2 separate regions of the Homo sapiens genome follow, and region 2 is linked to region 1. A link is an interaction called in ENCODE POLR2A ChIA-PET data of the cell type or tissue named here. Cell type or tissue: GM12878. All regions are shown on one strand. Links, peaks and the distances in the headings refer to the core of each region. The heading gives the core; the rest is flanking DNA. Region 1 overlaps ME2 (malic enzyme 2). Region 2 holds the start of LOC124904303 (a long non-coding RNA gene).

Region 1 (2,917 bases), core at 128-2,627:
CACGCCACTCACTGCAGCCTGAGTGAGAAAGGAAAAAGAAAGAGACCCTGTTTAAAAAAAAAAAAAAAAAAAAAAAAAAAAGCAGAATCTGAGGCCCCACCCCAGGCCCTATGCATCAGCATCAGAATCTTGTTAGTTCTCCAAAAGATTCTGCTGCCTGCTTTAAGGCAGTGATTGTGAGGGCAGAATCGGTGTGTCAGGGGTCCTCCTGAAGAGACACCAGCCAGGGCTCTGCCCCCGGGGGCCTGGAGGGAGGAGGAGCAAAGGCACCTGCATTTTAAAGCTTCACAGTGATCTGAGGCAACTTCTTGGTTATGAATCAAAAAATTTTAAAATATTTTAACTAAAATCTTGGACTAAAACTTCTCATTGTCAATAAACCTTACCCTTGCTAGTAATCCAATTTGTTCCATACAACAGGTGGTGGTGGGAGATTAGAAACACATGTATTCTTACCTTTTCCTACTACTTACTGACACTCTAATCATCAGAATTTCTTCTCAATTCAAAATAAAAGATTCTCTATTGCTGTTATTCAAAATAATTACCTTCTTGCTAGGTAAAGTCTCATCGAAGGTAATGTTTTAATTTCTTTTCCAGCTTGATGCCATTCTGGCCTCCCCCGATTTCCTCAATGCTCATAGTCCTTCCTGTATTCTTAGCTTAAATATTAAGCAATTTTACTTTAATTTACATCCAATAATTGATACTTGTTGAAAGATTGACTGGTAAATAACAATGACAATTGGGAGCTTTTTAAAAAAATAGAATTATTTTATTTAAGCAGGCTATATGCCATTTAGCCTATTTTTTTCCTTAAAATACTTAATAACTTCCATGAAGACTGTACCAGGCATACTTAATAAGCAAACTTCGTAGTAAAATTACTTTAATTCAGCATACGTTCCTGCCTTCAATAAACACTAAGCAAGAAACAGGTTTATATTTATTATATTTCTTAGGTTGAACTAAAATCAAGATTTCACACAGAGAGTATGTTTAGGCGTGATTTTGTTTTGATAAAGGGAACATGAAAAACAGAAGCCTCTCAGCCAGGTGCGGTGGTGCACACCTTTAGTCCAAGCTGCTCAGGAGGCTGAGGCAGGAGGAGAGCTTGAACCCAGGAGTTCCAGGCTGCAGTGCTCTATGACCCACGCCTGTGAACAGCCACCGCCCTCCAGCAAGGGTGACATAGCAAAACCCCATATCTAAAACAAACAAACCAAAACCCATAAACCTTTTGTCTTTAATTAAAAGAAAGGAATTGTGACCGTATGTTATGAAAAAGACTTCTGACTTTACTAATCTGTTCAATGAATTAACCAACTGCATTTTCCCATACTCCAAATGGCAATGCCATTGCGACCATTTTAAAATTATTAAATTATATTCAGAATTATGATGAATTGGACCAGGTGTGGTGGCTCACGCCTGTAATCCCAGCACTTTGGGAGGCCAAAGTGGGTGGATCACCTGAAGTCAGGATTTTGAGACCAGCCTGGCCAACATGGTGAAACCCCATCTCTACTAAAAATACAAAAATTAGCTGGGTGTGGTGGCCGGTGCCTGTAATCCCAGCTACTTGGGAGGCTAAGGCAGAAGAATCGCCTGAACCGAGGAGGCAGAGGTTGCAGAGATCATGCCACTACACTCCAGACTGGGCGACAAAAGCGAGACTCTGTCTCAAAAAAAAAAAAAAAAAAAATTGGCTGGGTGCGGTGGCTCACGCCTGTAATCCCAGCACTTTGGAAGGCTGAGGTGGGCGGATCGCGAGGTCAGGAAATCGAGACCCTCCTGGCCAACATGGTGAAATCCCGTCTCTACTAAAAATACAAAAATTAGCTGGGCGTGGTGGCGTGTACCTGTAGTCCCAGCTACTTGGGAGGCTGAGGCAGGAGAACTGCTTGAACCTGGGAGGCAGAGGTTGCAGTGAGCTGAGATCACACCACTGCACTCCAGCCTGGTAACAGAGTGAGACTCTGTCTCAAAAAAAAAAAAAAAAAAAAAGAATCAATTTGTATTCATAGGCAGAAGATGAAAAAAATGAAGTCTCTTTTTTCCTACAGAGCAATATCAAATACTGTGCATGCTCATATTATCGATGAATTATCTGTTGTTGTTACTATCCTAGAATGAGCATTTAAGTTTTCTTCCCTAAGAGCAAGCATGGTAGGCAGATATATTTTCCTTTAGAATTCTTCAATATGCAAGCCACACAAGAAAACTGTTCTGGATAGCCATTATTACCCATTTTACTGGGATTAAAAAAGGCATTTCCCAGATGAACACCAACCTTATTCATCCCCATTTAGCTCTAAATTAATGTTGGTGGTTTAAAAAAATTAAGTCTGCCTTCAATGGAGAAAGAGTTGTCACTACTAATGATATTCAAAGAAACAGTATCATAGTAACATTCCAAAATTATCTCAAGCAATAAAGAGCATCAGTTCTGGAATAAGGGCATAGTTTCTCCAGTTAAATATGACTCATTTTGATGTGAAGCATGACTAATTTAGATTTAAAAAGTCACGTGATGTTCCCATATGATTAGGTATCTTATACTCCCTCCTAGAATCATCTAGAAGTAACAAAAATATGTGTTTTTCATAAGCAAATCTAAATTTCTAGTTGGGCAATAAGATAGCATAACTGAAGCAATTAAATGTAAGATATTTATTAAATAAAAAGGTTACACTATGATTTTTATACACTGTTGAAAACAATGACTTTTATTTACTTAAAGCCAGCAGTAGTTCCCATTACTCTCATAATGTTATAGTTAAGGCTTGATTTAGTTCCAGAAAATAAATAGGGTAAATTTTTAATATTTCCCTAGCTCTGTCTGCTATAGGGAATTTCAGAGTATGAAGGTAAGATGAAGCAGATATATAAGAACATTTTTAGATAATGACAATTT
Region 2 (2,917 bases), core at 269-2,768, 70 kb before region 1:
CTGAACCGTTAAGAGATTAAAAAGTTACTTGTCCCCATATTGAGGGACATTCTGTAACATAACTAGTCTATAATTTTCAAAAATGTCAATATCATAAAAGACAAAGCCTGAAAAACTGTTCCAGATCAAAGGAGACTAAATACACAGGACAAGTAAATGTCATACATGATCCTGAATTGAATCTGGGGAAAATTTTTGCTACGAAGGACCTTATTGGGACAATAGACATGATTGGAAAATAGCTTATAGATTAGACTATAGGTATATAATAGATTATAGATTAGATATAATAGACTATAGATTAGATAATAGTAAGGTTTCCTGATTTTGATAACTGTAGCATGCAGGCCAGAACTAGGGCGAGACAACAGAGGCTCCTAGGGTACAAAGTTGAAGGAAGCCCTCTTGAAGGGCCACTCACGCTCAGGCCTTGTTAGCCTCCATCTAGTTCTAGCCCTGGTGTTGTCGTTATGTAGGAAAATGTCCTTGTTTTCAGAGCTACACACTGAAGTATTGAGGGTAAAGACATGCCAGTATATGCAATTAACTCTCCAAGAATTCAGGAATAATCATCATACATAGGTAGAGCGAAAAAAATGATAAAGTATACACTGCAAAATGTTAATAGTTGGTGAGTCTAGGTAAAGTATTTACAGAAGTTCTTTGTACTATTCTTTTTTTTTTTTTTTTTTTTGAGATGGAGTCTCGGTCTGTCACCCAGGCTGGAGTGCAGTGGCACGATCTCGGCTCACCACAACCTCCGCCTCCCGGGTTCAAGCCATTGTCCTGCCTCAGTCTCCCAAGTAGCTGGGATTACAGGTGTGTGCCGCCACGCCCAGCTAATTTTTTTTATTTTGAGTAGAGACAGGGTTTCACCATGTTGGCCAGGCTGGTCTTGAACTCCTGACCTCGTGATCCACCCATCTCGGCCTCCCAAAGTGTTGGGATTACAGGCATGAGCCACCATGCCCGGCCCTTTGTACTATTCTTGCGACTTTTCTGTGAGTTTGATTTTTTTTTTTTTTAATTTTAGGTCACTTGTCCCTGTGATGAGGTTCACAGCAGAGCTGGAATTTGAACTCTCTGCCCACAGAGTGTGGCATGGTGCTATCTGCAACCCAAATAGCTCTACCCTGAAGCCAGGGCCTGGGAGGGCCTGCTGATCAGATGCCTCAGAGCAGCATTTCTCCTACTTTAACATGCACACAGATCACTTGGGGAGCATGTTAAAAAGTAAATCCTGATTCCTTGGATTTGAGGGTGGGCTGGAGACTCTTCATTTCTAATAAGCTCTCAAGTGAGGCCAATACCGCTGGTTCCAGAGGCAAAGCCCTAGAATCCAGGGTCTAGAACTGTGTAGGACCTAAATCTAAAATGTACTGGGGAGGGGAATAATGGAACACTAAATTATTTAGGAGACAGTTCACAGTCATGATTCTACCCACCTAAAATGCTTTGTGATGAAAGTTAAATTTTCGGACATCGTTTCCGTTGAATAAACATGTAGAGTGAGCCTACTGGTTGCCATATCTTAGAATGCAGAATTGAATGGCAATGGATATGAACTGAAACACAGTTTATCCAGTCTTTCCCTTCCCCCAGTAGACGCCAGATCAGACTTACATCTAGACAGATTTTAGTCCCTCAGGTGAACTTGGCATCTAACGGTTTTCCTCAGTGTCACAGGTACAAGAGAGAACATCACAAGCAGGGAGTGCTGGAAATGACAAGTTCATCCAAAACAAACCTGCCAGGCACGGTGGCTCACGCCTGTAATCCCAGTACTTTGGGAGGCCGAGGCAAACCATTTGAGGTCAAGAGTTTGAGACTGGCCTGGCCAACATGGCAAAACCTCGTCTCTGCTAAAATACAAAAATTAGCCAGGCATGGTGGTATGTGCCTGTAATCCCAGCTACTCAGAAGGTGGAGGCAGGAGAAGCGCTCGAGCCAGGGAGGTGGAGGTTGCACTGAGCTGAGATTGCACCATTGCACTCCAGCCTGGGCTACAGTGCTATGGTGTCATTTCAGTGATAAAAGTTAATGAATATCTGTGTTACTTTCAACTCTGAGGAGGAAAACAATCTACCTAAACACCACCAAATTATTTCCATATTCTTTAAGCATTTTTCTTATTTATTTATTTATTTTTTTTTGAGAGGGAGTCTCACTCTGTCACTCAGGCTGGAGTGCAATGACATGATCTCGGCTCATTGCAACCTCCACCTCCCAAGTTCAAGCAATTCTCCTCCCTCAGCCTCTTGAGTACTTGGGATTACAGGTGCTCACCACCACACCTGGCTAATTTTTGTATTTTTTAGTAGAGATGGGGTTTCACCGTGTTGGCCAGGCTGGTCTTGAACTCCTGACCTCAGGTGATCCGCCCACCTCGGCCTCCCAAAGTGCTGGGATTACAGGCATGAGCCACCGTGCCCGGCCTCTTTAAGCATTTTTCTTGGGAGACAACCTTGAGGAAAAATAATTTTAGCTTAGACCAGAATCACAGTTACTATTTTTTTTTAAACTTTTAAGAATAATCAAGAGTTACCTTTTTGAGGTAAGAATTAGGCCCAGCAGATGGGTATTGAAGAGAGAAGGAGACTGTGAGCGCTTGGGTGAGCACAGACCTCATGTCTGCTCCTCAGGACAAACTGTGTGTAAGGGGCAGAGAAGGGAGGGGATTCCAAGACCCAGCCCCTCCTCCAAGGAAAGATGGAAAATCCATCACTGCTCTGAGGCTCCCAGAACACTCGCCCCTCTAATGTCTGCTGTCCCTTTCTCCCAGAGCTGCTGCTGCCTCTCTGCTTTTCCTTCCTCCCCTTTCCTTTCCCTAGCCGACTTTTGCTTCCCTGGCACTTCTGACATGCTTCTCCCAGCTGCTGCCCTTGAACTGCGGCCCCCTTCCTTCCCTCTGTGCTGT

Evidence for each region. Peaks named below come from ENCODE experiments on the same cell type or tissue, not always from the same donor. Only the 100,000 strongest peaks of a DNase experiment are listed, where the experiment ranks them.
Region 2: POLR2A ChIA-PET joins it to region 1 with 10 read pairs; 5 of 35 experiments call an interaction of 5 or more read pairs at or near these places.

What each region holds. Positions count from the first base shown.
Region 1 is chr18:50,947,632-50,950,548 of GRCh38, reverse strand. ME2 (malic enzyme 2) reads right to left here. Exons shown (of 16, transcript NM_002396.5): 16 at 1-2,917. Among named protein-coding and RNA genes, the nearest start is that of ELAC1, 19 kb to the left of the region's middle. In GM12878, for the core only: no CTCF peak of the experiment used is centred there; no DNase peak of the experiment used is centred there.
Region 2 is chr18:51,017,742-51,020,658 of GRCh38, reverse strand. The region is part of intron 1 of LOC107985152 (a long non-coding RNA gene); the gene reads left to right. LOC124904303 (a long non-coding RNA gene) reads left to right here and starts at 2,373. Exons shown (of 2, transcript XR_007066372.1): 1 at 2,373-2,917. In GM12878, for the core only: no CTCF peak of the experiment used is centred there; no DNase peak of the experiment used is centred there.